Linked DNA regions of Mus musculus: regions 1, 2, 4, 5 and 6 are each linked to region 3. A link is a loop called in an ENCODE intact Hi-C map of the cell type or tissue named here. Cell type or tissue: heart. All regions are shown on one strand.

Evidence for each region. A loop is a pair of places that touch in the nucleus more often than their neighbours do. Peaks named below come from ENCODE experiments on the same cell type or tissue, not always from the same donor. Only the 100,000 strongest peaks of a DNase experiment are listed, where the experiment ranks them.
Region 1: it touches region 3 in a loop (4-fold over the local background); 6 of 42 quality-filtered maps call a loop at or near these places.
Region 2: it touches region 3 in a loop (4-fold over the local background); 13 of 42 quality-filtered maps call a loop at or near these places.
Region 4: it touches region 3 in a loop (4-fold over the local background); 7 of 42 quality-filtered maps call a loop at or near these places.
Region 5: a loop joins it to region 3, with 7 times the contacts of the local background. A loop is called at or near these places in 9 of 42 quality-filtered maps.
Region 6: it touches region 3 in a loop (4-fold over the local background); 6 of 42 quality-filtered maps call a loop at or near these places.

The regions. Positions count from the first base shown.
Region 1 is chr15:58,132,935-58,136,934 of GRCm38, forward strand. It overlaps Atad2 (ATPase family, AAA domain containing 2), which reads right to left and starts at 2,148. Exons shown (of 28, transcript NM_027435.2): 1 at 1,873-2,148. The coding sequence starts at 2,040. In heart, CTCF peaks have their summits at 2,189 and 2,388; DNase peaks (open chromatin) are centred at 1,147 and 2,167; H3K4me3 peaks cover 2,840 bases; H3K27ac peaks cover 2,066 bases.
Region 2 is chr15:58,408,693-58,412,692 of GRCm38, forward strand. It overlaps a transcript of Fam91a1 not described here. Among named protein-coding and RNA genes, the nearest start is that of Fam91a1, 4.8 kb to the right of the region's middle. In heart, a CTCF peak has its summit at 1,962; a DNase peak (open chromatin) is centred at 1,929.
Region 3 is chr15:58,213,285-58,217,284 of GRCm38, forward strand. Fbxo32 (F-box protein 32) reads right to left here and starts at 1,608. Exons shown (of 9, transcript NM_026346.3): 1 at 1,212-1,608. The coding sequence starts at 1,327. In heart, a CTCF peak has its summit at 2,076; DNase peaks (open chromatin) are centred at 717, 1,737 and 1,897; H3K4me3 peaks cover 2,867 bases; H3K27ac peaks cover 3,391 bases.
Region 4 is chr15:58,268,822-58,272,821 of GRCm38, forward strand. No RefSeq gene overlaps it. Among named protein-coding and RNA genes, the nearest start is that of Gm36193, 25 kb to the left of the region's middle. In heart, no CTCF peak of the experiment used is centred here; a DNase peak (open chromatin) is centred at 2,240; H3K27ac peaks cover 1,066 bases.
Region 5 is chr15:58,322,691-58,326,690 of GRCm38, forward strand. Klhl38 (kelch-like 38) reads right to left here and starts at 1,479. Exons shown (of 4, transcript NM_177755.3): 1 at 1,269-1,479; 2 at 1-642. The coding sequence starts at 641. In heart, a CTCF peak has its summit at 3,320; DNase peaks (open chromatin) are centred at 1,641 and 2,821; H3K4me3 peaks cover 2,062 bases; H3K27ac peaks cover 3,906 bases.
Region 6 is chr15:58,139,289-58,143,288 of GRCm38, forward strand. Wdyhv1 (WDYHV motif containing 1) reads left to right here and starts at 2,078. Exons shown (of 6, transcript NM_029734.2): 1 at 2,078-2,293. The coding sequence starts at 2,205. Gm23475 (a small nuclear RNA gene) reads right to left here and starts at 3,981; the gene lies at 3,920-3,981. In heart, no CTCF peak of the experiment used is centred here; a DNase peak (open chromatin) is centred at 2,063; H3K4me3 peaks cover 2,071 bases; H3K27ac peaks cover 2,499 bases.

The sequences.
Region 1 (4,000 bases), 80 kb before region 3:
GGTAACTTAAGGGTCCACTACCACATAAAAAAAAAAAATCTAGTCAGTGCAGATGAGAACCTGTTGAAGTCGAAATGACAGAACTGCCTTCAAAACTAAAACAAGGTACATTGTAGTTATGGGTCCCTCTCCATACCTTCAGAATTTAAGGTCTGTCTCCAACATTAAACCAAGAAAAATCACAATAATGAATTTAAAGTGAATAAATTTTACCATCCAAAGTACCATCTGTATCTGTATCTCTACCATCTGTTGAAAAATATGTGACTGGAAATTAAGAAATATTCAAAGACTAGGGTAAGCAGAGAGTTAAGTTTTTTTGTTTTTTGATTTTGGAGACAGGGTTTTTCTGTGTAGCCCTGGCTGACCTGGAACTCACTCTGTAGACCAGGCTGGCCTCATTAAAGGCGTGCGCCACCACGCCTGGCTGAGAGTTAAGTTTTTGAAACATACATTTTTACTTACATGGGACTAAATATAAAGCCCCCAGTTTATAAAACTTTTCAAATACAAAGCTATTTTATGCTTGGTATAGATGGTGTTTTGTAATATGAATCTGTCGTCCTTGAGGAAAATCCGATATAACACCCCTAATTAGCCTCTAATTAGAAGCTCTACAAAAATACCTTGATTTATAGAAGGGAGGACTTCATTTCAAAAATATAAGCCGGGTGTGGTGACGCACGCCTTTGATACCAGCACTCAGGAGGCAGAAGCAAGCGGATTTCTGAGTTCGAGGCCAGCCTGGTCTACAAAGTGAGTTCCAGGACAGCCAGGGCTACACAGAGAAACCCTGTCTCAAAAAAAAAAAAAAAAAAAAAAAAAAAAAAAAAAAAACCAAACCAAAACAAAGCAAACAAACGAAGACTGTTTCATCCCAGTCCCCAAGGAAGCTACGTCTGTCTACAAGTGATTCACTTTATATAGTGCCAATACAAGATTAGGGTTGTCTGAACTAAGTGGACACTGCTGTGTCACTCCCAGCGCAGCGCTCCTGATCAGACTTCCAGTCTCCTGACCAGCTACGCGTCTGTTTTCCTACTCCCTCACTGCAACCGGACCATCACTACCGGTTTCGGAAACTTTAGTGTTTCTTCCTCAACCTCAACCTTTTTGGTGAACGCTGTCCCCGCTGTCCCCCTTCCACCACCGCCGAAGCCGGGCGATGTGTAATCTCTCCGCACTGGTCCCAGTGATGGGCAAGAAGCATTTGCAAACCTCCCACTACAGAGACTGTAAATGCAGCATGAAGCTGCCAGAAAAGGAAAGCTGTGGGAGGCACAAAAAACCGAAGTTCCAATTCCAGAACTGTCTACCACTCTCTGTTTACCTTTCTGGAGCCCATGTCTTCATCTGTCACACCGATAACCACCAACCAGAAGGTCCTCTAAGGCTTGTCAAGAGACTTAAAGTGCAACCACGCAATGTCGCCGTTCGTCCCTCCATATTATGCAACCTGATATTTTACTTCGCTTGAGTCTCACGATGGAACCTCCCTGGACCGTACATGGAGGTCAGTGGACTCTTTACTGTCTGGGCCCACAACTCAAGATGCTCCCGTGCACGCGCTCCAGCAGTCAGGGGGTTCGCACTCCCCTGACTGACGCGACCCGGGGAAGGAACCGGGAAGGAGGTGATGGGGGGAGCACAAGGTCGGCCCAAAGCTCCTCCGCTCGGCCCTACGCAGCGCTTCGGCTCTAGGTTTCCTCTTGCGTAGAAAGAGGTGGCGACCAACTTGCTCTGCCCGCTTCCAGCCAGTTCTGTCTTTCCAGAACCTTCCACCTCGCTGGTCCACGACAGCCCACTACCCCAGAGCGGGGCGCGCGTCTCCAACCCGGGGCCCAAAGCTCCCCGCCCTAGGTCGGTACTCACGCCCGCCGCCTTGGACGCCGTCGATTTCCTCCCGGCTCGGCGCAATCTGGGCCGCCTCCCGCCGCTGTCCTGCAGGCTGAGGAACTCACTGGACAGGTCCAGAGAGTCGGTGGCCGAGGAGGTGGTGGAGCGACTGTGCAGCTCCAGGCTGCTGCGGAGGACCACCATGGTGCCCCGCTTGCAGAAGCCGGAACCCGAGGCGGGGGAAGTGGAGAACCTGGCTCCGGAGGAGGCTGCTCAGGCGCTCACGCGCTCTGAATTCTGGCGCCACAAACTGCGCGCCCAGCGGCCGCAGCGTACGCGCGCCGAATCCCTCCGCCGCCGGCCACGCCTCCTGACCCCACCCCCAGATCGACGAACCCGAAATTCTCCTCCAATCCGAAGAGCGCGGGAACCGGAGCCGACGCGAACCGAGGCGCCAGCGAACCGCGTCGAGCCCCCTCACAGGAATTTGCGACGTCGTTCTTCCAGCTGTAGTTCCGGCTCTCCGCCCTCAGTGGAAGGAGACGGAGAGAGCGGTGCAGCGTCTTGTTTGGAATTTTGGCGCGTGGAGGCGGAAGGGCCCTTTGGCTCCCTGCCGGCGGCTTCCCGCCATCTAGGCTTCAAACGCCAGAAAAAAAAGGTCCTTAAACCAAGCACTTTGCCTCCGATAGGTTTGACTTTGAGACTTGAAGAGGTTTTTATTGATGAACTAACAAAAATAAACTGCACGAAAGAAAGAAAATATAATGGTCCTTAAAGACAGCTAAAAGAACTGGCAACAGCTATTGGGATAGAATGAGTCATATAAACTTACCCGGGATTAAAAAAAAAAAAAGCTAACTTGTAAAGTAATTACGACATAAAGTTAATGGCCAGTCACCTTATAAATGATCAAATTCTTTCCTGTGCTCAGAATGGTTTGTAGTCGTGCTAGGTACAAATGTAATTCATTTACAGAGACAAGCTTTTGCTGTGTCTATTTTGTCAAGGTTAAGCGTAAAAAAAGTAATTAAATGCAACATTTTTTTTTTAATTAGGGGTATACATAATAGATTATATGATGGCTCTCAAACCCCTCAAAGAGATCTGCTGACTGACATTTTTATTTTATTTATTTACTTATTTATTTATTTTTTTTTTGTTTTGTTTTGTTTTTCGGGACAGGGTTTCTCTGTATAACCCTGGCTGTCCTGGAACTCACTCTGTAGACCAGGCTTGGCCTCGAACTCAGAAATCTGCCTGTCTCTGCCTCCCAAGTGCTGGGATTAAAGGCGTGTGCCACCACGCCCGGCTTCTGACTGACATTTTAAGGTGTTTCATGAAAATGGCTTCCCCCGGCAGACAATACCAGCTCTGCTAGCCTCAGCTGAGGAAGATGAGCAGTAACAGACTCCACCTGGACCTGCTTCCCAGATGCTAACTGGCCACTTGGCAAAGAACTACCCCATCCCTCACCCACTGCCAGAGCCCAGTCCAAACTGTGGACACGGGTTGACTGCTCTACCCTGCCTTGCAAAGGTACCTCAGCTCCCCAGAATTCCTCCTCCGCAGAAAAATCTCTCAGACCTTCTGGGTCTGACATAAGGCCGATGATAGGACCCTCTGTGGCAGCTGGTGGTGGAAGACTGACAACCTCTGCCCCAAACAAAGCCATCAAGATCACCATGGAGTAGCCCAGGGTGGCTGTCTACGTAACAGATAAATCACCTCTGTCATTCTTAATTGATACAGAGGCCATTTGGCATTAAAAATAAATAAATAAAAAGCTTTGTTAAACAAGAGATATAAATGTCCCAATTCAATAGGAACAGATTCCATTGAACTTCTAACCTTTCCAGCCCTGGCCCATTTTGATTTGAGGTACTCTCTTAATAAACAGTTTCTGTAGCTGGCAGTGGTGGTTCATTCACGCCTTTAATCCCAGCACTCAGGAGGCAGAGGCAGGTGGATCTCATGAGTAGTAGGCCAGCCTGGTTTATAAGACTACACACAAAAAAAACTTTTTTCTAAAACAAAACGTGTGTATGTATGTATGTAGTAGCAGTTTCTGTTTCTACCACTATCCACATATCCCTGTCTCAATTCTTTGTTCTGAGGCAGAAGAAACTGGAGATCCCAGTGGGCATTTAGTTGGACCTTGATATTC
Region 2 (4,000 bases), 200 kb after region 3:
TTTTTTTTTTGCCTCCCTGAGCACAGTTTTACTAGGGGTATGATTCAAAAGATTTGCCATATTAAAAAAAATGAAGTAAAAGAAAAGAATAAAAAATAAGTGTATACTATGAGTTTATAGTTTCTTAAAAGACGTAGTCATGCTGGGTGTGGTGGCACACTCCTTTAATCCCAGCACTTGGGAGGCAGAGGCAGGCGGATTTCTGAGTTCAAGGCCAGCCTGGTCTAGAAAGTGAGTTCCAGGACAGCCAGGGTTACACAGAGAAACCCTGTCTCAAAAAACAAAAAACAAAACAAAACAAAACAAAAAAAGACGTAGTCATTTGTTAAACCTACAGGAAAGACAATTTTACATTTCTGTGAACTGAGGAGGAACTATTTCCACAGCCACTGACATTTTCCCAGAATCAGCAGTAGCCATAGCCAGTATCGTTCCCTATCTGTCCCTCAGATCTCATTTGGAGAGGTTATAGGAGCATCCCGCTCTCCCACACCTTGATCTCTGATCACAGTTTGCACTAGCGGATGATCTGGTATTTCTTGTTCAGTGGTGCAGAGTTCCTTGTTGGTAACAATGTAAACAGGGGATGACTTAATGTAGAAGGAAACAACAAGATCTATTCCAGCCAAGTCCTGGGCTGTGACCGAGCATCCTAATAAGCTAGAAGGACCAAAGCAGACCAATTCAGAAGTAAAACACAAACTCAGGTAGTCTCCACGGTGGCTCAGAAGTGTGTGCTTTTTTAACTTATGAGTCTCCTGATTGCTGTCAAAGGATGGGAAAAAATATTTCCTTGGTCTTCAGAGCGTGTTGAAGCTATTCATTTCTTATTCCAGGAGACCCAGACTGGGTTGACTGTCTTGCACATGCAAATGAAATATTGTATTTGCCCAAGCATAATGCTTTCAATTACTATATATTATACATAATAGATTTGATTATTGTATCTGATCAACAGAATCATTGGCTTAGAGAATTAGAATTAGATATTATTAATCCTTGTCCATTCTCATTTTAGAAATCCACGTAACGAATGCTTATTGAGTACCGAGGCTTAAAGAATTTTCTAAGTAGTTGTCAGCCCTTCCTGCACATCAGAGTTCCTGGCGATACTTTATAAGCAGGCAGCACCTGGTTTCCCACTCCAGAGATTCTGACATATTCCCTCTGGTGTGAAGTCGGATTGATATGATGTGAGATCTGGGCACTGGTATTTAAAAACAAAGCAAAGCAAAACAAAACAAACTTCTCAAGTGCTTCTAGTGTTACCAGGACGATGTCTCCATTTAAAAATAGTACCCACACTTTAAAATTCTGTGTCTCTTTCCCTCAATATTCTCTACATATTTAAATTAGCTAGTTTGCTGGAGAAATGGGGACAAATTAGAGGAACTTTCCAGAGAGACCTCTTGGTCATGGCTTTCAACATTTTGTCTCTTCTGTCTCCATTTTTCCAAGCCTACCGGCACAGTGGCTTACACCCACAACTTCAGCACTTGAAAGACTGAGGCAGGAGGATTGCTATAAGTTCAAAGCCAACCCTGGAACACAGAACCAAAAGAAGACTAAAACAAACAGGCAAAAACTTCCGAGCATTGATTCATCTTCAGACAGACTTTGCTCTTCGTCGTAGATACTGTGAAATGTAATGTTCAATTAATAATAGCTTGAGCTTTACAGCTGACTGTCCTGTCCTGTGGTTCTGTGGACCGGGAGCTACTTAAAGGTGTGAATGGGGTCCTTGAGATGGGACTGACTTCAGCTGGATCACTGCCCAGTGAACCCAAGTGACATGCTTTAGAAAGCACAATCAACAGTATTTGGTGTTGTTGACCACTGAAGACGAATTTGAATAGGAGTTTCAAAGACTGACAGGCCCATGAGAATGAGTTAGATAAGAGACAATGGCAGTAGACACTAGAGGTTTTAAATGTTGTATGAGATCAGCCCCTGGTGGCCACCTTCAGTACTACAATTGTCCAGCTTTGGGGTGGAGGCCTTTTGGGTTGACACTTGGAATCTTCCTTTCCACATTAGACATGGTGACTGGAACACAAACAGACTTCAGAAGATAGACATAGAGTATTCTATATTTACACATAGATATGGAGTATTGGAGTTTTTAGAAGGCTGTATGGCAGAGCACCTATCTGCTTCTCTGTAAAAATAAGCTTTATCTCTTCACTAGCTTGCCATTTGCAAAGGAAACAGCCCAGAAACTACTTTGCTTTTTCTTTTTGAGACAGGGTCTCCTCGTTAGCGTAGCCTCGCCTTGAACTCATTATGTAGCTCAAGCTGGCCTAGAGTTTTCAGCAATCCTCTGACTCAACCCGAGTGCTGGGATTACAAATGTGAATCACAATGTGCCCACTATTCACAGAAACTCCATAGTGCAAAAGGAACACCCCATATTACTCTGCTCTTTCCACCCTCTCCAATGTCTATTTGGTTTCTTTAGAATTTCACTCAGGGGGCTGGAGAGATGGCTCAGCAGTAAAGAACACTGACTGTTCTTCCAGAGGTCCCAAGTTCAACCACATGGTGGCTCACAACCATCTATCATGGGATCTGATGTCCTCTTCTGTTGTGTCTGAAGAAAGTAATAATGTACTCACATAAAATAAAGAAATAATTAAAAATAATTCCATTCAGTGCCAGTATGCAAAATTTTCCAGGAAGAGGAATAGAGATGAGCATTTTGTACCCCAAATCCCAGTAAATGGTAAGACAAGTAAAAGGAGTTGCAACTGCGTTACTATTTCTGAAGAGCCTACACAGGGAGGATGGCGGCTGGGGTGATCTGTCTAGATGATGTTTTCTGTTCCTTTGACAAAGACAGAGGTTGAAGCATTTCTCCACTTCAGCATAGGGTGTTGATGATTTCCACCATGAGCAGCCACCATAGCAGAGGGTAGAAGGAAGTGGGCTGGGGTCTCTGGCCCATGTGTGCTAGCCCAGCTCCACGGGCTGATATGGGAGATGCTGAGGGCTTTCCAAAGTTTCAAGAGAGTCCTCTGGATTTTCATGAGAATACTGCTCTGTGTTTTCATCCACCCAAGTGTTTACTGAGTGCCTGAGCTAATGTAAGCTTGAACAGCAAGCAGACTAGAGTCCCCGACTTTGGGAAGCTTCTGCTCTAACTAAATAGGATGTTTTAAAACAGTAAAATCCCTTACTGACCGCATTAGATGGCAATATGTTCCTGTCCCCCTCTACGGAGAAAAATAATGCAGTGTGTTGGGTGGCAGGGGGCTGGAGATGTGTTATAATTCTGAACAAGATGTCAGGCAAGGCTCGTCTGTGACATAGCTTCATTCAGTCAATACATGTAATATTAAGCACTTATGCTGGAAGCCTAACTCAAGGTACTGAAGAGAGACTTCGGAATGAAACAAAGTCCTTCCCTCTAGAGTGAGACAGACGACACACAGACACCAAATGGCTAGCCAGTGATTCCTTGCAAGGAAGAACATAAACTACGGCAATTTGTAAGGGACACAGAATCTCCTGCTCCAAGTATGGGGAAGGCAGCAGAGAAATTAGCCAGGACAAAAGCTTAGAGGTATGATCAACCGAATCCAAATGTGTGGGGTGATGAACTAGTCCTTAGAACAGGGATGAGCCTGTCTGAATTAAACCCATGGCCAAGGACAGGCCCAGAAAAAGTGTGAAGCTCAAAATGCAATTTCCTTCTCTCTGTTTGAGAAACTATTTTCTGTCCCCATTTAATGTCTGAGCATTTCAATCTCTGAGCATTTCTTTTTCTTTCAAATTACTCTCTGAAAAGGATAACGTATTTGTTCCTAACATAACATGTTCCTAATGCTGAGAAAGGATTATTCCCCGAAAGGGTATTTGCATTTGGAACTGGAAGAACGTGATTATATAAATTTATACACCACTTGTTTGGGTATGGGGATATTTTTTTCGGGATAGTATAGTAATATCTTATTGCTCTTGTGACAAATCACCATGTTAAAAGCTCAATATTAAGAATTTA
Region 3 (4,000 bases):
CCTAAGTTCAGGGAACTGTTTCACCTCATTAGGAGACAAAGGGAATTCAAGCATTACAAATCACAAACAAATGGGAGGCCCTGGAGGTCCCACTGGTTTCTTGATAATTAATTACCAAACCTTTATTCAAGCAACCATTGGCAAATCTCACTCAGCGTCACCTGGCACACTCACAAAAGTCTCTGTTGAAGTCAGCTTAGGGATGCAGGTTGTGTGTGTGTGTGTGTGTGTGTGTGTGTGTGTGTTAATCAAAGGACAGTGGGAGGAGAGAGCACCGAAAGGTGACTTCAACTGCACCAGCGCCTCCAAACAAACTTCTGTCGGTTCCTCAGGTGTCTCAGGGAGTCAGCTGTCCAGGCTGGGGATTGATTCTTGACCTGATACTCTATGAGTGGGCACTTGTTCTGACCTCAGATTTCACTAGACAGCGGAGCTCAGGTGAAACTTCAAGTCTGGGTGGTCTTTCTGCAGCGGGCAGGCACCACTAAGGATGGGAGTGTGCTCACGGTATAAAGACCGAAAGGGCCACGGAGGAAACAGGTGCAAGTGTCTGGTCCTTCCTGAAGCAGAGCACTGTTCTTGCATTTCTTCCCTGCCTCCCTCCGCAGCCCCTAAGCGTTACCACAACGACCCACTCCGCAAGCTGTCCCGGGGCCCATCGGCTGCCCCTCCCAGTCACTTTTTTTTTTTCTCGGCCCACTCAGCCGTCGACTGCGCGTGGGAAGAGCCTTCAAGCACTCATGGCAGGGCCCGTCATCCGGCTTGTGACTACTACCGCTCTTGTACTCTTGGGGTCCTGTCATAGGACAGTGAAAGGCAAACAGCCAAGTCGCTAGCACCCACTTAAAACAGTGACTGCAATTGCGGGATCTAAAGGAAGAGTCCATGAGTTGTGCGCCTGTGTTCAAGTGTTTAGGGACATAATCCCCTATTGCCAGATTGAGGGATCCTGGGTTCTGTATGGGATCTTTTCTGCTGGGAGACACTGTCCTTGATCAGGAGGAGACACTAAATTACCCATCTCTCGGGTTCTGGCGACCTTTACCGAAATCCCGGCACCTCACTCCTGTCCCTTCAGTCGGAAGCCCCCTCTTTATTCTGGCCCAGACCTGCTTGCCCTCCTTCACCTGCCCCTGAGGTGTGCACTTCCCCCTCGTCCCCGACCAGCTAAAATCAGTTTTGTGGGGCTGGAAGTCGGCGAATGTCCTCACCTGCTGAGGTCGCTCACGAAGCTGCCGCTTTTCTCATCCAAGAAGCGCTTCCAGCCGTCCGCCGTCTTCACCCAGCTCTGGCCCGGGGACCGCCAGTCCTGCCCAAGGAACGGCATGGTACAGAGCGCGGACGCGACCGACGGACGGGACGGATTGACAGCCAGGAACCGGCCTGGCTTGCCCAGGGTATGCGGCGCGTTGGGAAGATGCTGGGGAACGACGCAGGCGGCGACCGGGACAAGAGTGGGTCAACTAGTGTGGAGGGCTGCGGATCCTGGGTGGGCGCGGGGATCCTTGCACTCACAGGGGCGCAGGCGTTGGGGAAGGTCGCCTCCTGACTCTGGGAATGCTGAGCGGCTGCCCGAGCGCAGTATTTATCCCGGGCCGCTGCCCCGTCTCTTTGTTGCCGGAAGAGCCGCCTGCTCTTAGCCCGCCCCCCCCCCCCCGCGCCCCGAGGCCACGTGGCTTTGTTTATAGGCTCGCCTTGTTTTCCGAGGCGCCCGCGGCTCTCGCTCTGCTCGCAGTTGCACAACCTTGCGTCCGTGGAAACTTGAAGCCGCATGGCCAGGCCAGATGTCCCGCTGACCCTCGGTGCCCTGGCACCTCTGCACCTCCCCTACTCCCCCATCAGGCGTAGCTGTCGCCACCAAGATCCTGGTCTTGCACTCGGCACTAGGTCCCCTCTACGGGTCCCGGACAAGCAGGGTGTAGCAAGGAAGCCTAGAGAGTTGGGAACTGTCAGTCCCAGAGGGTCTGGAAGCTGCGGGACCGATCTTTGCAGGCAGATCAGCCTTGGGGGAGGCCAGAACGTCTGGGGACGGGTAGGGGTGCATTCTTTGAACCTCTCTTACTGCCAGTACCGACTCCAGGCGCCAGGGTGTGCTAAGTGAAAGAGGGGACCCAGTGCGGTAGGGGCGGGGAGGGACTACCCCCACTCCTTCCGCCTTAAAGCTGTCATTTGATGCGTTTGCTGTCAAGCTCGACTACCCCAGTGGCAAAGGAAGGGGAAAGAAGAGGCCCCCGCAGCGTCCGGACCCCATGGCGTTGAAGTGAAGAGCTGAGACAGTCTTGGGTCCCACTCTGAGGGACTCTGGGCAAGCAGCGCTGGCGTCGAGGCGCCTGGCTCAGAACAAAGCCTCCAGGGTCGTGGAGTCAGGAAGGAGTCTCAGGCTACACTCGCTGCTCCAGTGCCCCAGGGTTGGGCTTTTTTGGCTGTGGAACCACAGGAACCCTTCTTTCTCTTCCTTTACGCAGAGTTCAATTCCTGGTGTTCTCTGATTTCTAGCTATAAAGTCCTCCTGGGTTTCACGGCCGCTTCAGAAAGGGAAGAGAGTCTGTTAAGAGCTTATCTCTCCTAACACGAGGGGGTGGCCAGTCTGTTTTTCAGGTGAAAGGCTGTGGGGTCCTCAGAGAGGGTTAAGTCCGTGATTACCTAGGGTCTTATGCTACTTCTCAACTCAGAGCGATCCTCCCTGTTATGCAGAACATAACTCCCTTTTAGTCTAGAGACATCTCAGCCCAGTGCCTTACCACCAGGCACAGAATTGGCCATTCATAACCATCCCATCTTCCTCCATCCTCTGAGAGAGTGTGCATTTGTGTGCCCGCGGTGGGCAGAGGTCAATGTCAGGTGTCTTCCTTGCTCACGTTTGTCCCTATTTATCTTTGGGTCAGACTCACTGAGCCTGGAGCTCTCTATTGTCTGTACTGGCAGGCCGATGAACCTCTGATTCTTTGGATTTTGTCTCCCAGCACCAGGATAAAGATATAGGTGCTTTAATGGGTTGGTTTGTTTGTTTGTTTGCATGGGTGCTGGGGGTCTGAGCTCAGGTCCTCAAGACTGTTCATCAAGCACTGTGTCCATGGAGACACTGTTAATCGTGATTTGCACGGGGAGGGGGTGGGCAATTCTACCACGTTGAGGCAAATTTGAAGCAAGCTTTAATTAAATACTGACCAGGATAAATTTTGGTCAGGACCACTCTCTGGAATTCCCAGCGTGGCGGCCCCTAGACATGTTTTACAGAGGCTTTGAAGGCCATTGTATTTTCCCAGGTGGCTTTGATATTTTCCAAGGACTACAACTCCCAGCATTCTAAGGAATTACCTAGTCCTTGTTCTTTGGCCGGTGGGGCTTGCAGGTTAATTTTTGGGTCTTATGATATCTCTCTACCAAATCAACTCACCAGTCTCTCCATAGGCAATTCTTGTGTGAATAAGTGACTACTGCTTTAGGGTGACTTCTGGCCTCCCATCATTACTAGTCAGACCTGGGAAGTCACATTCATCTGGACCTACGGTGGCACTGGGCAGAAGCAGAGAAATAAAAGCATGCTAGAGAATTAGCTTCCAGTTCTTTTCTTCCACAGCCCTGCCTCTGTAGCCAGTGGCAGTGTCTCTTCTACTGTGCCTTGAGGCTGGATAGGCCGAGGAACCGAGTGTGTCTTGTGGGTTCTGTGTTGCAAGGGGGAAGGAGATGTTTTTAATAAAGTCTGTCTTCAAGTAGCCAGGATTTTCTGAGTTTGGTTTCCCACCATAAATAATTTATTAGTGCAGCAATAATAAAAATGGCTTGTAAAAGGCCCGCAGAAGATCCCAAACAAATGTTAAAACACCAACCAGGCTAAGAGATGAGGCAATGCTGGGGCTGAGCTTTTTGGGGGGAGAGCTGATATCGGCAAGAGAATACAATTAAGGGATGCAGTTATTAAAGATGTAGGGGGCTCCTTCCAGGGAGAAACCACAGGGGTCCAGAAGACAGAGGATTTGAGTCCAATTCTACGAAAGCA
Region 4 (4,000 bases), 56 kb after region 3:
CTCAGATTCTGCATAGGATCTTGTGAATATTAAAGTAAATAATGAGTTTAATCCGGCACTTGGCACATAATGAGCTGTTATTGCTGTAAATCTTCTTATTGAGGCAATTAACACCAACAGTACAACTCAGAACCAGCTGGAGCAGAACTGAGGATTACTTGAACTTGGCTGCGTAACTGCTCAATGACAAGGGCAGTTAAATTGCACGAGATTTGTTCTAACATTTATTATGTTGTTGCGAGAAGAAAGTGGGACGACTCCAAAGGTTGCCTTGTTTACTGGGTAAAGAACAGCTCTATATTTGGTTAGGAAATGTGTGAATTCAGTGCAGGATACACATTACTGCTTCTCCCATAGCTCCACCTGCTACAAGGCTGGATCTGCTAACAGTTACACCTGTGCCATGTATTCAGCATCCAGACAGACTCCAGATGCACAGAGTGGGTCTTAGTAGATGGAGCCCACTGTCTCCAACTCTTCAGGTGGTGGATGGGCCAAACACATCCAAGATATCCTATTTACAAATACTGTGAGTGAAGGGCTGGAGAGATGGCTCAGCAGGTATGAGTGCTTCCTGCGCTCTCAAAGAACCGGAGTTCAATTCCATCATGCATGTATAGGTTGCTTACAACTGCCTATAATTCTAAGTCTTGGGGATTTGGTGCCTCCACTTTCTGGCCTCCTGTGGACACCAACACACACACACACACACACACACACACACACACACACATCCCTAAATAACACCACTAAGTACTATGAACGAGCTTGTGACATCTACCCATCCAAGAGAATAAATAGTTCAGTAGAAGAATTATCTGTGGGTCAGATATGATGGATTCTGGCCAAGAGTCTGCAGAGTAGTGGCAAGGCTGGGGGACGGTGCGAGGTGGGCAGGAGCCATGGATGAGGGTGAGCAGGAGCCATGAGGAGAGGGGGCAGGAGCCATGGGTGAGGTGGGGAGGAGCTATGGGTGATGGGGGTGGCAGGAGCCATGGGTGAAGGGGGACAAAAGCCATGGGTGGGGAGGGACAGGAGCCATGGGTGGGGAGGGACAGGAGCCATGGGTGAGGGGGGAGGAGCTATGGGTGAGGGGGTAGAAGGAGCTATGAGTGAGGGGGTGGGAAGAGCTATGGGTGAGGGGTGGGAGGAGCCATAGGTGGGGGGGGGGGACAGGAGCCATGGGTGAGGGGGAGGCAGGAGCCATGGGTTGAGGGGGTGCAGGAGCTATGAGGAAAAGGGTGTGTGTGTAAGATCTGAGCCCAGACAACTAAGGTGGTAAAGCCCTCAGTCCTGGTCTCACTTGGTGAGGAAGGAGGCAGGTAAATGGCAAAATGACTGAGGCAGAGAGGGAGGCTTCTCCAGCTCCAGGAACATTTAAGGCTGCTGAGAGCTCAAAAGCCAGCTTCAGTGTATGTTGGTTTTGGTTTACTGATTTTAACTTTAAAAATTTTTTTCTTTTATTTTTGAGATTATAATATAATTAAGTTATTTTCCCCGCTCTTTCATTTTACTTTTCTATGTTGGTTTCTTTACTAAGATGGTGATTTTGAGTCGGATGTGGTGGCGCACACCTTTAATCCCAGCACTTGGGAGGCAGAGGCAGGCGGATTTCTGAGTTCGAGACCAGCCTGGTGTACAAAGTGAGTTCCAGGACAGCCAAGGCTACACAGAGAAACCCTGTCTCGGAAAACAAAACAAAACAAACAAACAAAAAAAGATGGTGATTTTGATGCATTGTAGAAACTTATGGAAACGTATTCGGGAGGAAGCCCCACAATCTCATCAGGCAAGCAGCCCTTCGGGAGACTCTGATGGCTTCCTTACAGTCTTCCTCCCAATGTACACACTGTCTTTATTTGAGATCAAGCTTAACACTATGAACATGGTTTCCACGTGGCTGGTCTTTCCTATGTAACATTAATTGTGTCACCGCGTGTCCTCATAGCTGTTTTGTGTCCTCATAGCACTTTTTGACAGCTGCCTAATACTCTCCTGCATTGCTGAGACGCTTTACCCAGCCGTATCTCATTTTTAGACATTTAAGTTACTTCCAACTTTTCCTGCTTATCAGTTACGTCAGCATGGCTATTTTTATACCTAGATGGCCTGTGTTCCTGACTGCTTGGAAGTAGACTTACTGGGTCAAAGGGGATGCCAGTGTGATTTTCAGAAAACGATGCCCGTTTCTGTTCACAGCTGGTTTCTATAAAGCATGGGAACGGCGCAGGCACTATTTATGTGCCCTGCTGAATTCTCAGCTCCCTGCTTCATCTGACCTTCCGCCACTACTCAGAATCGGCTCTGTTCTTCTCCTGGGCTCCCGATGGGAGCCAAGCTGGACTTGTGTCAGTGTATTAAGAAGTGCTCGTTATAGCTCATTGCCCATGGGATGTCGACTGCTGCTGATTTCTCAGGGCTGGAGATGACACATTTTCTCACATTCTTCAAAAGTCTTAAGGTTCAGCAGGAGAGAAGGAAGGTCCGAGCCAAGGAGAGCTGCGGCCATACCGACAGGGAGGGCACTCTCTCTTTCTCTAGCTCTCCCCCCCCCCCCTTGAAAAGGGGAGAAAAGCTCCCTCCCTGCCTCCTCCTCTCTTCCTCCTGTCCTGTTTTTATTTGTCTCTTCATCCACACCCTGGTTAGCTGTTGGATACCTGGTACCCTGCTAGATTTTGGGATTATGAGACAGACGAGACCTGGTGCAGCTGAGACCTGGTGCTGTCAGTTGGGTTTCTTGGTTCTAAGCTCCAGAGACTGATAAAAGGATGGTGGTCACTTCTCAGAATTGATAGTAAGCTGGGGACTCCAGTGAGGGCAACCAGCAGCAGTCCAGGCAGCAGGAAACACAGTTCTGGACATCCCCAGGAGTAGTCTGCTGGTTGAGACTCACCGGCAGTACCCGTAGCATAGCGATTAGCCACAGCTGAAGTCTGGACGAGCTCTGAATGAACCTGCCTCTCGGGATTCTCCTTCAGCTTTCAAGTTTGAGATGGAAGTTACGATTAGGTAGGGCTCATGATGGCATAGGGTGACATTTCTGGCCCTCATGGCTTCCCATCCACCATACTACCTTCTACTCACTGAGGAATTTTCCTTCAAATAAGAAGAGAGTATTTAGATTTGTGGGGTTCCCTTCTTCTCCACCCATATGGCCCAATGTCAGTACCTCAGGTCCCCACTGTTCCAGAACTCACTGGTTGGAGAAACTGAGAAGTAAACAGACAGCTGTATAGTGGGAAGAATGCCTGCCCCACATTTTGTGTTCTGGGTGGGGAAAAGGACACAGTACAGGGGAAGGGATGAGGTGGGAGAACTCGGAGACATGTTGAAGAGAGGAGGCAATGGAGAATCGTGGTTATAAAGATGTCACCCATGTCTCAGGGCTGAGCAGGAAATGGGCAGTGAGAAAACCAACAAACTGGGGAGCACAGTTGTGGGGGAGACGGAGAGCTTGACCTTCCAGAAGCAGAGGCCAAGACAACCTCAACTCAGGCCGAGGATGCTGCTCCATTCACTGACCGTAGTGAGATTTGGTCACCACCTAATATGCTGAGAAACAGGAGGAAACCACTCATCCCTCAGGGAACATCTGTCTGTCTGTCCGTCCGTCTGTCTAGAGGAGCCCAGGGCAGGCACGTGGGAGATCAGTCAGAGATGGGCTGAAGACTGGGGCTCGTCCACGTGGATGGGCATGGAAATCTTGATGTGGACGAGATTCCAGGAAGACTGTTAAAAAGGGAAGGTAGAGTAAGGGGCTGGGCTGGGATTTAAAGAGGAAGAAAAAACGGCGATGGGGGCAGGGCAGTGCATGGCGGGGAGGGGGGTTGGGGAGAGGATGGACAACCTTTCCCCTGGTTGTGGCCTCTCTGCTTGTGGAAGCTGTAGCTGAGATCCCCTAGAGTGTGCTCAAAGGGGGAGGGGCACATAGGGAGGAGCTGGAACGGAGCAGGCTCTTCTGAGTACTGTGCTCTTCAACTGGATGTGAGCTTTGGGATAT
Region 5 (4,000 bases), 110 kb after region 3:
TGCCTCCACCGGGCTTGAAGGTCATGCTTCACCCAAGCCATGAGGGCCTCGAACACCTTTTCCTCCTCACCACAGAGCCTGTCATCTCCCAGGTAGTCCCTCAGCTCCATGGCGCAGAGCTCCTTCAGGTCAGCTGATGCTGCCACCTCTGGGAAGTAAGTCAGGGCCACCTCCTTCGCTTTCTTCTTAAGGCTGTCACAGCTTAAGATTTCTGCGAGTCTGACTAGGCCCAGGCAATTGCTGGGGGCCAGCTGGCTCTGGAGGTATGAGGAGCAGGCCTCAAACACCCGGGGATACTGCAGCATGGCAGCAGCCTCCATCAGTGGGAGGACGTTGGCAGCTGAGATATGAACCTCTCCCGTATACACATACGTAATGACCTGCTCCAGAGTTGTGGAACTGATGCCTTTCATCTGCACTTTGGCCTCTCTGCTCTCCCGGAAGTGGCTGCAGAACATGGCCTTGAAGTAGGGGCTGCTGGAGGCCAGCACACTGCGGTGACAAGGGACCTCCCAGGCCCCGGAGCAGATGCTCACATCAGTCAGGATCTTGCTTTGTCTTAAGCCATTGAGCTGTCTTAACAAGTCAGAGGAGAAGCTGTGGTCTTTGAAGACAACCCCATCTGGTAACTCCTCATCCATCCTACAAAGAAGAAGGGATGCTTCAGACGGAAGCAAAATCAAGGCTTTCTCACAGAGTACACTGGAAGGGTTAGCTGTGGGGGCTCCAAGTCTCATTTATCTATTTACCACTATCTATTTACCAAGACAGTGGAATCACGAACAGTAGACCACATTGTACATCCAAGAGGAAACCACCCTCACCCTAGACCACAGAGTGATCTACTTCAGGCTGTTATTATCTTCAGAGATAAAAGACACACAGCATCTCCAGCTATGCACAGGCATCTTCCAACCAAAGTGAATAGTCAGGGACTCACATATTAGCCTGACACGAGAATAGTCCATGCCTTTGATAAGAAAGGTACACTTTTGTCCAGATTCTCATCAGATTTGCCAGGTAATTCATCTAGGAATCTTTCTGAGGGTTAGTTGCTCACCAAGGCTAGAATTCGAGGGTGTGGTCATCTGGTCACAGAAGTGATGGGGTCACAGTGGGCTGCTGCAAGATCTAGATAGAAGACTCTGGGCTCTTTGGTTTTTATTTTAAAGATGCAATTAATAGAGAACAAAGACCAAACACTTCTGTGGTTTATTGGTGACACTGGCTGTCTGCCTGCTGAGAAATGACATATGAGGGACACTTACCTTGTTTTGCTGCAGTGACATCCACTGATGCTGGGTCTGTCTTGTCCTCTCAAGATTTCTACCTTAGGCTCGGAATAAAACCATAAAGCCCGGGCCTTTCCGTTGGCAAGTTCTCTGTCCTCGGAGAGTTCTGGGTTTGTTTATGCTGCAGGCACTTTCACAGTTTCTAGAGCTCTGTACAAGGGCTGCCGGGCAGGCAGACAGTGTATACATTCCAAGGCTAAGAATAGCCGCATATGTACTTTCCAATGTTATGACATGTGACTTTCCAGTTGCCTTTTGCAGCCACCCGAGGGCCTGCAGGGCTGCGCATGCCCACATGCCTTGTTTCCTTGGCGAGTGTTTACATCGGTATAAATAGAAAGAGAGGAACGCGTTCTCTGAACAAGGCTTTGCTGCCCATTTGGACACATCCCGAGCCCCTTGTCCTAAGAGTGCCTGGGAACTCTAGATGTCTGTAAACAGGTTGCTGTGACCTGTGCAGAATCATTGAAGGCAGCTCTGGGTCACAGTCGAGGTAGCAGGTGCTCATGGGAGGGGCAGAGAGTGGACAGAGCCCTGGGTGCTCTTCAGGGGACATCCATGTAGCACCTCCTGCCTGAGAGGACTTCTGTGAGGGCTCCAGTTTCCCTTTTAGGCTATCAAGGCAAAGGAGCCCAGAGGAAAGGCTCTTTTTGCTTGTTTTTTGCTTGCTTGCTTGCTTGCTTGCTTGCTTGCTTGCTTGCTTGCTTGCTTCTTAAATATTTTTAGTAATCTGTATAGTCTTGTGAAAGTCCTGACTCTAATCAGGCATTCTGTCCCCATGTCTGTCTGTCTGTCTCCCCCCCTCCCTCCCTCCCTCCCTCCCTCCTTCCCTTCCTCCCTCCCTTCCTTTCTCGCTCCCTATTTGTGTATTCTGACTTATAACAACTGTTGAGTCTGCCACCTGCCCCTTCTGGATACCTGCTAACTGCTCTTCAGCTGGGCTCTCTTACACTCAGCCTTCCTTTTCTGTCTCCTCTCACCAGACAGAAGTGAGTTAGATGCAAGGGGCAAGGCACAGTGATCCAGGTGGAAAAAGAGCAGTGGAGAATGGGATGAGGAGAAAGGAGGAGGAGGAAGAAGAGAGGATCAGAAGGGGTAGAGGAGAGTGAAGAGGAGGGAAGGATGGAGAAAGAAGGAAGGGAAAGAGAAAGCAAGAGGGAGGGAGGGAAGAGGAAGAGAAGATAAGAAAAATAAAATGGAGAGGAAAGAAAGACTGAAGAAGGAGGGAGAAGGAGGAAGAGAAGGCAAGGTGGAGGGAGACAGAGAGGGATGGAAGGAAGAAGCTGAGGAGAAAGGAGGGGAGGGAGGAAGGAGGAGAGGGAGGGAGAAAGAATGAGGAGGAAGAGGAGGAAGAAAAGGTACTATAGAGGGAAAGAGGGTGGAAAGAAGAGGAGGAGCAGGAGGACCTGAAGAAAGAAGAGAAGGGAAATACTGGTGGGGGTGAAGAAGGCAATGGCAGAGGCGGTCAGGTCCACAGTAATGAGCGTTGGATCACCAGAAGGGCTGGGGGCGGGACAAGCATGTGTCACTCATCTGGGCACTGCTGTCCATGATTGCTCTAGTCACGAGTGAGCCACATAAAGGCCTGGCTTCCTCTTCCCACATTGCTCAGACTTTTGTGACAGTCCTTGTTTCTAGTTTCTCCACTGTTACTACCTCCACCTTGTTGGCACAGAGTAACCTCTGGGAAGACAAGTCAGGACTTGCCAGGCTCCATGTCACACCTCTGCTGGCTCCCGTGTCAAGAGCGCTTCTTAGGAGGAGGCTGGTTGGTCTCCTGACTCTTCCCAGAAACACACCTCCCACTTGCATATTTTTATACTTGCTTCATCAGACAGCTTATAAGTCCATGCACATATATGTGTTAGTATCTCCACTGGGGAGTTAGGACTGACTTGGCTTCTAAGATACTTGAGGCAGGGTGGAAGGAGTATTCTCATTCATGGTGATAGGTCATACCCCCAAAGAATTCAGCAGCTCATAGACAAAATGGATACCCAAAGCATGACATTAGGTTCAGGAGTCTAGAGGCAGAAGTAGGTGGCAGCAGAGAGCCTGTGACAAAGGGATCAGGGATGCTGGCCATTCCTGGGCTTCTGTGGCATGCTGATGACACGGGTGAGCAGTTACATCTCTGAAAGGGGCCCGATGACCCTTCGTTCTGTACTCTGTGCTTTTATGTGCATCTTCCCTTGGTCCATCTTCTGTTGCACCGTCCTCACTCATCCTTCCACATGTGGTCCATGTGCCAGCTTCTCTGAAAGTCTTCTCTGCTCTTTCTCACCTCTGCCCTGCTCCCACAACCTCTGCACCTTGGGACAGAGGCTGTGCCTCAGACCTTATACATGTCTGCTGGCCCACTGTGCCTCTCCTGTCAGTGTGGAGTCTCTGAATCCAGAAGGCTTGATCTCTTGCCGTCTTCCCAGAGTCCAGTGCAGGGTGTAACATCTAGTGGGTGGGTTATGTTAAGTTCCTGATCTGAGGAGAACAGAAGCATAATGGAGAACGGAGAAGATGGGAGCCTCATGGGGGTCTGACTAAGGCAACTCTTATGAAGGACAACATTTATTTGGGGCTGGCTTACAGGTTCAGAGGCTCAGTCCATTATCATCAAGGTGGCAGCATGGCAGTGCCTAGGAGGGCATGATGCAGGCAGAGCTGAGAGTTCTATATCTTGTTCCAATAGCAAACAGAAGACTGGCATCCAG
Region 6 (4,000 bases), 74 kb before region 3:
AGAGAATTATTTATTTTGTTTCTATGAGTACACTATAGCTGTCTTCAGACACACCAGAAGTAGGCATCAGATCCTATTATAGATGGTTGTGAGCCACCATGTTCTTGCTGGGACTTGAACTCAGGACCTCTGGAAGAGCAGGCAGTGCCCTTAACTGCTAAGCCATCTCTCCAGCCCTATACTTGTGACTTTAAGGGTGGACCATGGTGTGTGTGGGTAGGTGAGTAGGGCTGGATGTTGTGTGAGGCAGATGAGGGCGAGTCTGAGAAGCAGCAGGGCTGATTCTCATAGCACCTGGGGCAAAAGTGCTATGGAGGGAGGAAAGAGGATAGAAGGTGTACTGGCTGGTTTTGTGTGTCAACTGGACACAGGCTGGAGTTATCACAGAGAAAGGAGCCTCGGTTGAGGAAATGCCTCCGTGAGATCCAGCTGTAAGGTGTTTTCTCAATTAGTGATCCAGGGCAGAAGAGGGCCCATTGTGAGTGATGCCATCCCTGGGCTGGTAGTCTTGGATTCTATAAGAAAGCAAGCTGAGCAAGGCAGGGGAAGCGAGCCAGTAAGTAACATCCCTCCATGGCCTCTGCATCAGCTCCTGCTTCCTGACTTCCTTTGGTGATGAACAGGAATGTGAAAGTGTAAGCTGAATAAACCCTTTCCTCCCCAACTTGCTTTTCCTTGCTTCTCGGTCATGATGTTTGTGCAGGAATAGAAACCCTGATTAAGACAGAAGGCCATTGCTGTCCACACACAACTGCAAGCAGGCTTCCCCAAGTTCTGGTGTCTGTCCAGAGCTGACTCCACTGGAGGGCAGGATGATCACACAACTAGCTCTGGTCCCTTCTAGAAACTGCAGGGATCCTCTTTCCCTTGCAATCTCTTTCCATCCTTCTACTGAGAAAGCTTAACTTCACACTCACTTTGTACTAACCAAGAGAGGCTTCATGACTGCCACTCCCTGCCTCCCAGCCTCTGTTGAAGGGAGTATTCAAGCTGAAACAATAAATTGGTAACAGACACAAACACATGTTTAGTTTGTAGGATTTATGGGTTTTGGACAGCAGCTGAAGTTCACCAGAATACCACCAGCACAGCACTTTATGGGGTTGGGGTCTCAGAAGGCTGAGAGTCTGTGGGTGGCCTATAATCTAATCTTAAGAAGTCCAGCGTTTGCAGGGAGGTTCTCTGAGCACTTAAGGCACACACAGGAGACTGGGATGTCTATAGAGACAGTTCTCTATGTCTTTAATTCACTATGCATAAACACTGTTTTAGCAATTTGGTGTCTTCTCTTTTGAAAATAAATATGATTAACACAAAATGCTATCCAGACTCTTTAAATCTTTTTTTTTTTAAAAGAAAAATTCTTTTGTAGTCTAGGATCACCTTGCATTAGAAGCAATCCTCCTGCTTCAGTCTCCTGCATGCAAGGACTTTAGGTGTCTGTCACCACACCTGGTTAAAACTTTTTTTCTTTAAAATACACACACACACACGGAGAGGGAGAGAGATCCAGATGAGAAGAAATTAAATTACAATATGGTGAGATCTGGGTGCACTGCACTAACACCCCCCCCCCCCCCCCCCGTTCGCCTTTCTTTCTCAGTTCCTGCTCTAAAGGTTCAGCTTTCGTGCGTGCCCAAGCATCTCTTAGTTTAGAGTTTCTTCTGGTTTCACACAGCGGGCAACCTTAGCTGGAGTTTTAAGTGTATCCGGAAGCTCATATCTAAACACTGGCAACAACACAAGCAATCCCTCCATGGGAGGGCGACTAGGTCTACGCAGCGTAGCTCAAGAACAGGTTCGGTTTGGGGTCCGGGTGGTGGGGGGGGCGGGGCGAGAGGGAAGCCTCTAAGTGCATCCCGCTCTGCCACAGGCTCCACCCACCACGCAAAACCTGGCAAGAACTACACAGTTCAAGTCATCCTAAGATTCGCATTCCCAGCCCCCTCTCCACCAGCCTCGCCCCACCCCCACCCCCCTCAGATCCCACTCATTCTCTCAGGCCCCGCCCACCCGGAACCACGCAGGCTTCGTCATCCCGGGCTCCGCCCTCACGCTGCACGGGGCCCCGCCCACCCGGCTCTCGGCTCTCCCACCCGGAAACTGTCCTGGCCGCCTACTCTGTTGTCCTCTCCTCCTGGGAGACTGGCGACAATTGCGGCCAGCGGGTTGTTTAGTTGACCTGTGAGCCACAGCTTCGGGTCATGGAGGGGGACGGCCCCGCCGCCACGGCCCCGCAGTACCAGCCGGTCTGTCCTACGCGGGACGCATGTGTCTACAACAGCTGCTATTGGTGAGAGAGCGCGGGCGCGGACCCCGGGAATCTGCGCGGTTTCGCGCGCCGCCACCAATGCGCCCCTCTCCTGGATGCTCCCCTGAGTGCTGCTGCTGGCCTACACTGCCCGGGTTTAGCGCCGGGATGAGGAGGGTGGGGAACGCATTTCTGGTCTCCTTAGCTGAGCCTGAGCAGTGGGGTGAAGTCGGGGCGTCTTAGTGCATAGGGACAAGGGAGGGAGGGGAGTTAGGCTGGAGACCCAATGGTAACTGTTGAAGTCTGCATTGATTCAGGTTGAAGTATACGTCTTTATAATTTTAAAGACAATGGAGACACAGAATTTGTGGTAGTAGGAAATCCAGTTCAGGCAACTGGCTACCCTGATTACCTTACTGGCATTACCTTACTGGCCATATGATAATGGTTGCATTTGCACCATCCTTGCCATATGCTAGGCATTGTTTTGCGTGCATGGTGTAAATTAACTCAGTTGAACCTCACAGTAATCCCAAGAGGTAGGTACTGGTGTGATTGCAGCTTGGAAGAACTCTGAGGTACTGAAGGGTGTGCTGCTGTTTTACACAAGGCCCCGGGATTGTGAGGTTAGTGTCCTAGGCTGCTTGTGCAAACACCGTTCACCTTGCCTTTTTTGTCCCTAGGCCTCATCTTCCTTTTGTGTAGGGACTGCTATCCCAACTCAGGAGAAACCTCAGGATCATTTAAATAGACTCCTCTCAACTCTAGCTGGTCACTCAAACAAGGACTCTAAGAACTTAGCATTCAGCTGTGACTGACCAGTGACCACTTTAGCTCAAGTCCAAGTGCTTGCCCTGGTTCTCAATCTTCCAGGGCTGTGACCCTTTAATACAGATCTTCTTGTTGTGGTGACCCACAGCTGTAAAAACTTCGTTGCTATTTCACAACTAATTTTGCTACTGTTAAGAATCGTAGTGTAAATATCTGATATTCAACGCCATGACCCACAGATTGAGAACAGGGGGTGGTAGAGCGATGTCTTGGAGACAGGTTCTGTGGTAATTATTGACACTACAAAGGCTGAACTATAGAATGGTTGTGGTTTGTCCCAGACCACACAACTAAGTGGAATGAGATCTGGAGTCTACATGGTGGTTGGGAGTCCTTCTTTTTTAGCTGTTGCATTATAGATCTGCTCCGCCTGGTTTCCAAATCCTGCTAGTTTTTATCTGGAACATTTACTCTGTGTCTTCCATTTATTTAGTAAATATTTCGTAGGGATGTGAAATGTATGTTGGTTGATTCTATGCACAGAGGATAGAGCAGTAAACAAGGTAGATAAATTTCCTGGCAGTGCCAAGGACTGGCCTCAGCTGGGACCGGGTTTCTGAAAGAAGGGGTGTTTGGGAGCAGTGAAAACTACTTGAAGTCAAATTGTTGGTCCATGCTGGTGGTCTATGTTCCGCTGATGTGGCTTTCTAGACTGCTCTCTCTGTGTCTGCTTGAGACAGCTTTTTCTTGCTATTCTGAAAACTTTTTGGTTGAAACAGCTAGCTTTCTGCTCAAGACAGCTCTCTCTGCTATTAAAAGTTCTAAAAGCTCTTTGGATAGCTCATGGGTTTGCTGACCAAGTCAGAAATCCTGTTAGAAATACTCAAAAAGTAATTCTTGGGTTTTCTGATCAAAATCAGAAAGCCAGAAAAAAAATTCTAAAAGAGCTGTGTTCACTCTTCTGCCAGCTTTTTCTGT